2 separate regions of the Homo sapiens genome follow, and region 1 is linked to region 2. Evidence: read pairs that join two places in POLR2A ChIA-PET (ENCODE). Cell type or tissue: A673. All regions are shown on one strand. Links, peaks and the distances in the headings refer to the core of each region. The heading gives the core; the rest is flanking DNA. Region 1 has its middle 53 kb from the start of MED14OS. Region 2 has its middle 88 kb from the start of USP9X.

The links. Peaks named below come from ENCODE experiments on the same cell type or tissue, not always from the same donor. Only the 100,000 strongest peaks of a DNase experiment are listed, where the experiment ranks them.
Region 1: POLR2A ChIA-PET joins it to region 2 with 8 read pairs; 3 of 35 experiments call an interaction of 5 or more read pairs at or near these places.

Annotation. Positions count from the first base shown.
Region 1 is chrX:40,785,831-40,791,214 of GRCh38, reverse strand. No RefSeq gene overlaps it. Among named protein-coding and RNA genes, the nearest start is that of MED14OS, 53 kb to the right of the region's middle. In A673, for the core only: no CTCF peak of the experiment used is centred there; no DNase peak of the experiment used is centred there.
Region 2 is chrX:40,994,848-41,000,231 of GRCh38, reverse strand. No RefSeq gene overlaps it. Among named protein-coding and RNA genes, the nearest start is that of USP9X, 88 kb to the left of the region's middle. RefSeq lists a silencer at 3,098-3,157 and an enhancer at 2,922-3,216. In A673, for the core only: no CTCF peak of the experiment used is centred there; a DNase peak (open chromatin) is centred at 3,091; H3K27ac peaks cover 450 bases.

The DNA of each region.
Region 1 (5,384 bases), core at 245-5,244, 210 kb after region 2:
TCCATCTCACTGAGAGCCACCTTCACCATTCAATAAAATCTTGCACTCATCTTTCGAGCCCACGTGTGATCCGATTCTTCTGGTACACTGGGCAATAACTCAGGATACAGAAGGCTGTTACACTGCCCCCCAGTCCTTGCAATAAGGCAGAGGGTCCATTGAGCTGCTTAACATACAAGCCACCTGCAGATGGCAAATCTGAAAGAGCTTGATAACACATGCCCACTTGGGCTTCGGGAGTTGCAGACACCCATCCCTAGAAGCTGTCTTGGGGCCGGAGCCCAAAAGTGCTCACAACGGCCTCTGCATCTGCCCAGCTGCATGCTCTCCCTAGGGGTTTGAGCTGCCAGCGACCAAGCAAGCGACACCCCATCACACATCCGCAAGGGGAATCAGGGAACTCTCCCGTTTCACTTAAATGAGGTGTTTAAATCTTTAGCTTTAAGACATTGATCCCAGTTCCAAGGATAACACAGCTGTTCCCAGCCATTTACTCTCTAGTGCAGATGAAGAGTTTACCATGGCAGACTTCACTGAGAATAAAAGAAGAGACCAAGACACATAAAGATGTGGACCCACTTTCTCCTTGGGGAAGGTAGAGACAGTCACCTTGGGGAAAGTTTGGAGAAGGGGAAGTTGGTAATCAAAGCCAATTCCATATTTTGGTCAGGACTGGCTCTGACAACTGGGTGTGGTAGAATGGTCAATAGACCAGAAGTGCCATGGAGTTAAGGTCCCCGGAGCAGCCCTAGTCGAAAAGGGATGGGAATTTGGTGATTAATACTGCATGTGCAGCATCCATATGGGCCATTCCCCATCACCCTGTGGAAATGTGGGGAACTGCCTGCTGTGCCATGAGTAATATATCCCTTTCCTCTAAACCAGGAGTCTCCTGTCTTCTGCCAGCATCTATGAATCTGTGGCTGGCTAACTTGTTAGCTTGCAAGTACGGTAAAATCTCAGAACCTTCACACTTCTTGACATTTATATCATATAATAATATACATCCATATAATCTGTATACATATATATCTTTTCTGGAATTTCTCCAGTAAGCATTTATTCTTTTTCAAATTTTAAATGAATACATGACCCTTTATAGTTCTGGACAATAACATACCTTCCTTCTCCTTAACATGGCTTCCTTCTCCTTCCTTTTTTACTTCCCCCTTTCCCCACTGTTGTTTTTGAGGTTCACCTCTCAAATGAACTATTGGCATTCAAATTCTTGATTCAGGGTCTTTGTATTAGTCCATTTTCATACTGCAATGAAGAAATACCCGAGACGGGGTAATTTATAAAGAAAAAGAGGTTTAATGGACTCACAGTTCCAAATGTCTGGGGAGGCCTCACAATCATGGCAGAAGACAAAGGAGGAGGAAAGGCACATCTTACATGGCAGCAGGCAAGAGAGCTTGTGCAGGGGAACTGCCCTTTATTAAACCATCAGATCTCATGAGACTTATTCATTGTCATGAGAACAGCATGGGAAAACCCACCACCACCATGATTCAATTACCTCCCACTGGGTCCCTCCTATGATACATGGGGATTATGGGAGCTACAATTCAAGTTGAGATTTGGAAGGGGACATAGCCAAACCATATCAGTCTTCTTGGATAACAAAACCTGAGACAACCAACATGTTTCACAAATTTTTGTTCAACCACCCTGCACACTCCCAATCTCAGTCTGAAAAAGAGATTAATGCAAGTTTCCACTAAATTAGAGGACTAGTGGGCAGAGTGGGGAGGTAGGGGAAAGGGAAAGGCTCAGGCTTTTTATGTACTTCCTGCTTGCAGTGGAGGGTGTGCTTTGAATAAGTCCCACCACTGCCTCCCTCACCTCCTCACCACCTTTGGATACCCTTTCCCTTTCTTTCCATTCATTTAATTCCCAAATAATATATTCATTTAATGACTCCGTAAAATGGTTTAGACCCCATGGAGAATGGAGTATAATGATGGATGTGGGATGTGGTACATTTTTCTGAACAATGAATTACAGTAATAAACAGTCATCAAATACTGAATAGGAAACACACAAAAAATTTTAATTTAAGAAAGCACTCTGGTAATAAGTGCAAATAAATAAAAGGCAGGGTCAAATTAAAATGCAAAGTAGCAGCTAGACAAAAATTATAAGGGATGAGGAAGCCAATGGGGGCCTTAAAGATAGGCAGCATGGAAGTTGATTCAAAATGTTTTTCTCTCATATGCGTAATAAAACATGCTATTCATATTCAAGTATTCTGCAAAATGTAATGACAGCAAATCAAATTTTAAATAATGATGCTTTATTTATTTATTTATTTATTTATTTATTTATTTATTTTTGAGACAGAGTTTCACTCTGTCACCTAGGCTAGAGTGCAGTGGCACAAACTCGGCTCACTGCCACCTCCAACTCCTGGGTTCAAGCGATTCTTGTGCCTCAGCCTCCCGAGTAGTTGGGATTACAGGCATGCGCCACCACACCTTGCTAATTTTTGTATTTTTAGTAGAGACGGGGTTTTGCCATGTTGACGAGGCTGGTCTCGAACTTCTGGCTTCAAGTGATCTGCCAGTCTTGGCCTCCCAAAGTGCTGGGATTACAAGTGTGAGCCACTATGCCCAGCTTGATTTTAAATAATGATGCTTTTAAAAGGCAGCTGGACAAAAAAAGCAATTGGAACTTTAAAAAAACACAAATTAAAATGAACTACTGTTTTGGCATGACCGTTTACATTTTAAAGATCTTTCCCCTCCTACCTAGAAAGTCCTCTTTTTCCTCCTCAATCCTCTGTCTATTCAAACCCTACAAAGCTTTCAAAGAATTGGCTTAAATGCCCCCCTCCTCCAGAGACCCCCTCATAGCATTTATTATCTTTACTACTTGTTTTAGCACTTAATGATAAGAGCTACCACTTAATGAGCTTTTAGTATGTGCCAAGTCCTAAACTAAATCTTCAGGGGCAATTATCTCACTAAACACAGCAATCCTTCAGGTAGCTTAGCATCATTATCCTCATTTACATAAAAGGCAATTGAGGCCCTGAGAGGCTGAGTAACTTGCCCATGATCACAGTTGCAGAGTTAGGACTCGAACTCGAACCTGAGTCTTTTTAATATAGGGACCCACTATACTATACTGTCCCTACTCTCCATCCTAGAGCCTTTGAATTATTCTGTGATTGGCTCATGCGGCACCCCTCCCCTGGGATTATAAACCTCCTGGAATAGACATTCTTGAACACACTTGTCTGTGAAGTTACTATGATCATGTGTTACATTAACAGATTTTCTTTTAGATAAATAATGTGACTCATTTTTTTACCACTTACAAATTTAGGAGTTGACACTTATGTTAAAAATGATAAAACAGGACCTCATGGATATTTCTTTAACATGATTATATATTTATATATTTCCCCCCAAAGTACAGCATCTTACTTAATAATCAAATAAGGGAGGTTTTCATGCCAAAGTCAGGACTGAGATAAGAAGGCCCATTGGATCCACTAGTTTTTTGTTTGTTTGTTTTGTTTTGAGACGGAGTCTCACTCTGTCACCCAGACTAAGTGCAGTAGTGCAATCTCAGCTCACTGCAACCTCCACCTCCCGGGTTCAAGCGATTCTTGTGCCTCAGCCTCCTGAGTAGCTGAGATTACAGGCATACACCACCATGCCCAGCTAATTTTTGTACTTTTAGTAGAGATGGGGTTTCACCATGTTGGTCAGGCTGGTCTCAAACTCCTGACCTCAAGTGATTTGCCCTCCTCGGCCTCCTAAAGTGCTGGAATTAGAGGCGTGAGCCACCGCGCCTGGTCCGGATCCACTAGTTTTAAGAATTGTATTGAAGGTATTAGCCAAAGCAATTAGAAAAAAAAATCAAGTAGAGGCATCATAAGGAGAAAGAAAGAAGTAAAATGTTATCTTTTTTGTTGCAGCTGATATTATTATATACCTGGAAAACCTAAAACAGTCAATGAACAAATTACTGCAAATAATAATCAAGAGACTGTTCATTCTCCATTGTGTGTTCTTGGCATCTTTGTCAAAAACTGACAAATAAATTGACTGTAAATGTGTGGATTTATTCTGGGCCCTATATTCTGTTCTGGTGATCTATGTGTGTTGTTTTTATGTCAGTACCATGCAGTTTTGATTACTATAGATTTGTAGTATATTTTGAAGTCAACTAGTATGATGCCTCTAGCTTTGCTATTTTTGCTCAAGATTGCTTTAGCTATTCAGGGTCTTTTGTGGTTCCATATGAATTTTAGGATTTTTTAAAAATTTATGTGAAGAAATGTCGTTAGAATTTTGATAGGGATTACATTGAATTTGTAGATCACTTTGGGCAGTATGGACATTTTAACAATATTTCTTCTAATCAATAACCAGTTAGAAGAAATAATGGAAGAGAAAACACCATTTACAAGAGCAAAATAAAATAAAGTGCCTTAGTAGAAACATAACAAGAAATGTGGAAAATCTTTATGAAAAAACTATAAAACACTCCTAAAATATTTGAATAAGTAGATTACCACGTTCTTTGATAGAAAAATTTAACAACATAAAAATGTCAATTCTTTGTAAGCTAATCTACAGATTTAACACTATCTCAATATAATTTCATCAGTCTTATTTTCTGGAGCCAGAAATGTTGATTATAAAGTTTATTTAGAAGAATAAACAAGTAAGAACAGACATTCCTTAGGAAATAAAAGTGATGAGGAGGGCTAGCTCCAAGAGATATGAAAACATATTTAAAAGTTTTATAATTAAATCACTATGATATTGACATATGAATTGACAAATGGAACAGAATATAAAGCAAGCAAGAAATACATCCACACACACATGGAAATATAGTATATGATAAAAGCTTATTTCAATCATGGGGAAAAGAAACACGGTTTTTTTTGTTTTTTTCTTTTTTTTTGAGGCGGAGTTTCACTCTCGTTGCCCAGGCTGGAGTGCAGTGGCACAATCTTGGCCCACTGCAACCTCTGCCTCCCAGGTTCAAGTGATTCTCCTGCCTCAGGCTCCCGAGTAGCTGGGATTACAGGCGTCCGCTACCACGCCTGGCTAATTTTTTGTATTTTTAGTAGAGACAGGGTTTCACCATGTTGGCTAGGCTGGTCTCGAACTCCTGACATCAGGTGATCCACCCGCCTCGGCCTCCCAAAGTGCTGGGATTACAGGTGTGAGCCACTGCGCCCAGCCCAAGAAACACTTTTTAAATAAGTGGCACTGGAACAACTTGATAGCCATACAGAAAAAGATAAGATCCAATTTATTCCTTACACTGGTAAATTCCAGATAGAGAAGAATTCTCAGTGTGAAAAATGAAACTACACAAATAATAAGAGAAAATAAGGGTGAATCCCTTGAAGTCTG
Region 2 (5,384 bases), core at 93-5,092:
AAGATGGAAATAACCCAAATATCCATCCACGGATGAATGGATAAACAAAATGCTGTCTAGCCACGCAATGGATATTAGTTTGCTATAACTAGGAATGAAGTACTGATAAATGCTGCAACATGAATGAATGAAGGTATGATCTTCTCCAGGATGTCTTCCCTGATCTCTGGACTCCTCTAGCACTTCATCTATAATCTAAGTAATATAATACCTCATATTATGTTTTTTTTTTTGTTTTTGAGATAGAGTCTCACTCTGTTGCCCGGGTTGGGGCACCGTGACGTGATCTCGGCTCACTGCAACCTTCGCCTCCTGGGTTCAAGCAATTCTCCTGCCTCAGCCTCCTGAGTAGCTGGGACTACAGGTGCGCACCCCCACACCCAGATAATTTTTGTATTTTTTTTTTTTTTGTAAAGACAGGGTTTCGCCATGTTGGCCAGGCTGGTCTTGAACTTCCGGCCTCAAGTGATCCACCTGTCTCGGCCTCCCAAAGTGCTGGGATTACAGGCATGAGCCACCATGCCCAGCCCTAGATATTCTTATACATGCATTTTGGTGGACATATGCACTCATTTCTCTTGAGTGTATATTCAGGAGAGGGACTGCTAGTTCATAAAGTAGGCATATGTTTAACTTTAGTAGATACTGTAAAACTGTTTTTCTTTTATTTATTTATTTATTTATTTTTGAGTGGAGTTTCTCTTTTGTTGCCCAGGCTGGAGTGCAATGGTGGGATCTTGGCTCACCGCAACCTCCATGTCCCGGGTTCAAGTGATTCTCCTGCCTCAGCCTCCCGAGTAGCTGGGATTACAGGCATGTGCCACCATGCCTGACTAATTTTGTATTTTTAGTAGAGATGGGGTTTCTCCATGTTGGTCAGGGTGGTCTTGAACTCCTGACCTCAGGTGATCTGCCTGCCTTGGCCTCACAAAGTGCTGGGATTACAGGTGTGAGCCACTGTGCCCGGGCATAAAGCTGTTTTTCAAAGTGATGGTATGAATTTTCACACCCACCAATGGTGTATGAAAGTCCCAATTGCTCTACATCCTTTGGATGGTGGTTATCAGAATATATGTGTGTGTATCTATGTGTATCTATATATATGTGTGTGTGTGTGTGTATATAAACATTTATGACTAGTGTACCTTACATACTTTAATATATACAGGCCAGGCGTGGTGGGTCATGCCTGTAATCCTAGCACTTTGGGAGGCTGAGACAGCCAGATTGCTTGAGGCCAGGAGTTTGAGACCAGCCTAGTCAACATAGTGAAACCGTGTCTCTACAAAAAATTTAAAAAATTAGCTGAGTGTGGTGGCTCACACCTGTAGTCCCAGCTACTTGGGAGGCTGAAGTGGGAGGATGGTTTGAGCCCAGGAGGTCGAGGCTGCAGTAAGCCATGGTTGTGTCACTGCACTGCAGACTGGGTGACAGAGTGAGACCCTGTCTCAAAAAAAAAAAAAAAATTACACACACACACACACACACACACACAATGTTGCATCTCAATTTTTAAAAGTTGATTCAGAAAAGCTGGGTTCTGAATGTAAAGAAGTTTTAGGAATACTTTAACCAACTTAAATTTTCTTTTTTAAGGTATGTCCAAAAGTGATATATGAGAAAAACAAATGTCTAGATAAGTCTAAAAGAATTCTTTGAATAAATATAAAACAAAAATTCTAAGTGATTAAAGACACTTATTTGTGTTCACACGTATTCCAATTCAGAGGGACCTCACGTGATCACCCATTTCTCAAAAACACAGAAACATGCCCAACCACCTCACTAGACTCCATTCCAGAGAGTACAATGCTGAAACTTCCTCTGTGCAGCCTTTAAGGCACTGTCCAGAGAGAGGTTGGCAGGTGGATGGCTGGGCCTGTAAAGGCTGAGCAAGGCCACCGACAAGTACTTGGTGAAGGTCAGTGGGCAAGTTATCTTGCCAGCTCCTAACCGAGTTCATTTGTAGGTTTCAGGCTCCTGGCTCCACTCTGAAAGAACATCTGTTGTGACTTTCTGGCAATGCCCAACTGAACCCTGGCCCCTGTCCGTGCCCCATCCATTGGATTTGGGGCAGCCCAGTGTTCTGTTTCATCCTCCCACTGCCAACCCGGAATCAGCCTCCAGACTCTCTTTCTGCCATGTTTTGTCATTCTCTAAGTGTACTCAGTCAGATGCCTCAGCAAGCTCTCTCAAAAATAGTCAAAAGAGTGATCATGTTTTACAAAGTTGCGGCCCAATGTGCAAAGTCACTACTTGGAGAGGATCTGATAAGCGTCTTACCTCTAGAACCCAAAGACAGGGGATTGGATATGGAATCAATTCTAGTTGCCCCCAACCCACCCACCCCATGACTGGATTGTGGAGAATTAAGCTTAATTTGTTCAGCCTTTCCTTTGTATATTTTTTAAAATAAAAAATAATGCGAATTCAATTTTACGTAAGCAATAGAGATCTTTCCTGTATTTTTATTCAATTCTCCAAACCATCATTCGACTTTAAATTGGATTCACAGATACAATGTTTGGAGATATTTTTTCTCACTGAGATTTAGTACCTTATTTGTTCCTGGCCCATGTGATTCCCAGGTATCTGAAATGTATAAATTATTTATAGTCCAGATGGTGATCTGATACTATCTGCATCTAAAAATGTTCTGTGCTTTTGCTGCAGACACAGACGTTCAATTACAAAATTCAGGTTGGTCTTTAGGTCCTAGCCTGATATCTCAAGGCATTCTTGATTACAAAGAAATACTCCAAATTCCAGCAGCCTTTTTTCCGTTTGCTTTCATTGCTTAGCATTAAAAACCATTCCTCTGTGGGAGCTACCAAGTTAAGGAAGAGAAAAGGGGGGAAGTTCCTTTTTTTTTTTCTCTTGCCGGAGGAGGGAATTTTTTTTTTTCTTAGCCAAATTGAAAACTTCTAAGTTTCAAAATGGGAGATTGTGACTAGATTGCTATTTGTTCCCCCAAATCCTTTTTGTTCATTTTTTGGTAGCAATAGAAACCCCGAATTTAAGAAGGTAAAATGGCTTCCCAGAATAGAGACTACATTACCCAGCCTCCCTTATAGCTAGATGTGGTCATGTGACTACATTCTGGCCAACTATATGTGAGCAGAACTTATGTATGCAACTTCTGGATCATGTCCCTAAAGGAGCAGAGCTTGCTATCTGCTTCCTCTTTGCCCTTCTTGCTGGTTGGAAGAGGGATGTGGTAATGAGCCATCTGGGACCATGTGGACAAAGCTTCACTCAGGGATGGCAATTTCATAACACAGGAGGAGCCCAGGAACCACCATGGTGCTGAAAGAGCAGCTCTGGACTACATATGCCCAGAGGGAGAAATGCTCTGCTTTCTTTATCGTAAGACATTGTTATTTTGGTTCTCAGAGACAACAGCCAAAACTATATTCTAACGAAAAACACAGACACTTAGGCAGAATTGGAGATAATTTTGATCAAAAGACTAGAAGAGGCCTGGTGCAGTGGCTCACACCTGTAATCCCAGCACTTTGGGAGGCGGAGGCGGGCGGATCACCTGAGGTCAGACCAGCCTGGCCAACATGGCGAAACTCCGTCTCTACTAAAAATACAAAAAGTTAGCCAGGCATGGTGTCAAGCGCCTGTAATCCCAGCTACTCAGGAGGCTGAGGCAGGAGAATCACCTGGACCCGGGAGGCGGAGTTTGCAGTGAGCTGAGATTGTGCCATTGCGCTCCAGCCTGGGCAACAGAGGCGAAACTCTGGAAAAAAAAAAAGACTAGGAAAGGCCTGGTGCAGTGGCTCATGCTCGTAATCCCAGCACTTTGGGAGGCCTGGAGGATCACTTGAGCCCAGGAGTTGAGACCAGCCTGGGCAACATAGGAGGACCCAGGTCTCTACAAAAAATTAAAAAATTAGCCGGACATGGTGGAGCATGTTTGTGGTCCCAGCTACTCAGGGAGCTGAGGTGGGAGGATTGCTTGACCCTGAAGCCCAGGAGGTCCAGGCTGCAGTGAGCTGTGATCACCACTGCACTTCAGCTTCGGTGACAGAGCGAGAGCCTGTCTCAAAAAAAAAAAAAAAAGAGAAAAAAAAGAAAAGAAAAAGAAAAGAAAAAAGACCAGGAATGTCCTATCGCCAAGAAAAGTCTCAACTCTTCATTTTCAATTGAGGATTGGATGAAAGGAAAGCACTGATAGATTTTTCTTTTCTTTCTTTTTTATTTCTTTAGACAGAGTCTCGCTCTTGTCACCCAGGCTGGAGTGCAGTGGCGCCGTCTCGGCTCACTGCAACCTCCGCCTCCAGGGTTCAAGCGATTCTCCTGCCTCAGCCTTGCAAGTAGCTAAGACTACAGGCATTCGCCACCGTGCCCAGCCTGATTTTTCTTGACACATGGTCATATATATGTTTTGATTAGATGCTTGAAGAAAGGTCCTCTCCATTCTGAGGATAACTGTCTTTTTGCCTCCTCCTAAGATTGTACCAGGTACTGATTCAGCACTCAGAAACAAATCAAAAGCAAATCTCCAAAAAGACAGGAAGGGTCTCAAAGATGTCAGGAAAAGTTAACTAAATACTTAAGGACAAGTCTCAAAGAGGCCAGAGAAGGTCTGAAACTGGTTAGTAAGAGTCTCAAATAGGTCAGGAAAAGACTCACATATGACAGGAAGAATAAAAAAAGTGAGAATGGAGAAGTCAGAAAGTATCAAAAAAGAAGGAAGGATCTCAAACATGTCCAAAAGGGTCTCAGTCAGACAGGAAGACTCTCAAATAGTAAGGAAAAGTCTCCAACACCTTGGCAAAGGTTTCCAGCAAGCCAGAAATTGTCTCAAATACATCAGGAAGAGTCTCAGACAAGTCAGGGAGAGCTTTAAACAAGTCAATAACAATCTCAAATACTTCTGGAAGGTTCTCAACTCAAGAAGGGTATCGAATACATAAGGAAGGATCTCAAACAGAAGAAAACAATCTTGAATAGTCAGAAAACATCTAAAGCAAGATAAGAAAGGTCTCAAATATGTCACAAAGGGCCCCCAAATAGTCTGAAAGAGCTCAAAAAATTATGAAGGATCTTAAGTATCAGGAAACAGCTCGAGCAAGTTATAGAAGGTCACGAACGTGTTAGGAAAGTGTCTTAAAGTCATCAGGAAGAGTTTTAGATACATCAGGAAGGGACTCAGACAAGAAGGGTCTCAAACATGTCAGTCAAGGTCTTAAGCAGACAGTAAGAGATTCAAATACATAAGCAAGGGTCACAAAGTTGTAAGGAAACGTTTTAATGATCTTTGAAAGGGTGTTGGCCGGGCGCAGTGGCTCACACTTGTAATCACAGCACTTTGGGAGGCCGAGGTGGGTGGATCACGAGGTCAGGAGTTCAAGACCAGCCTGGCCAACGTGGTG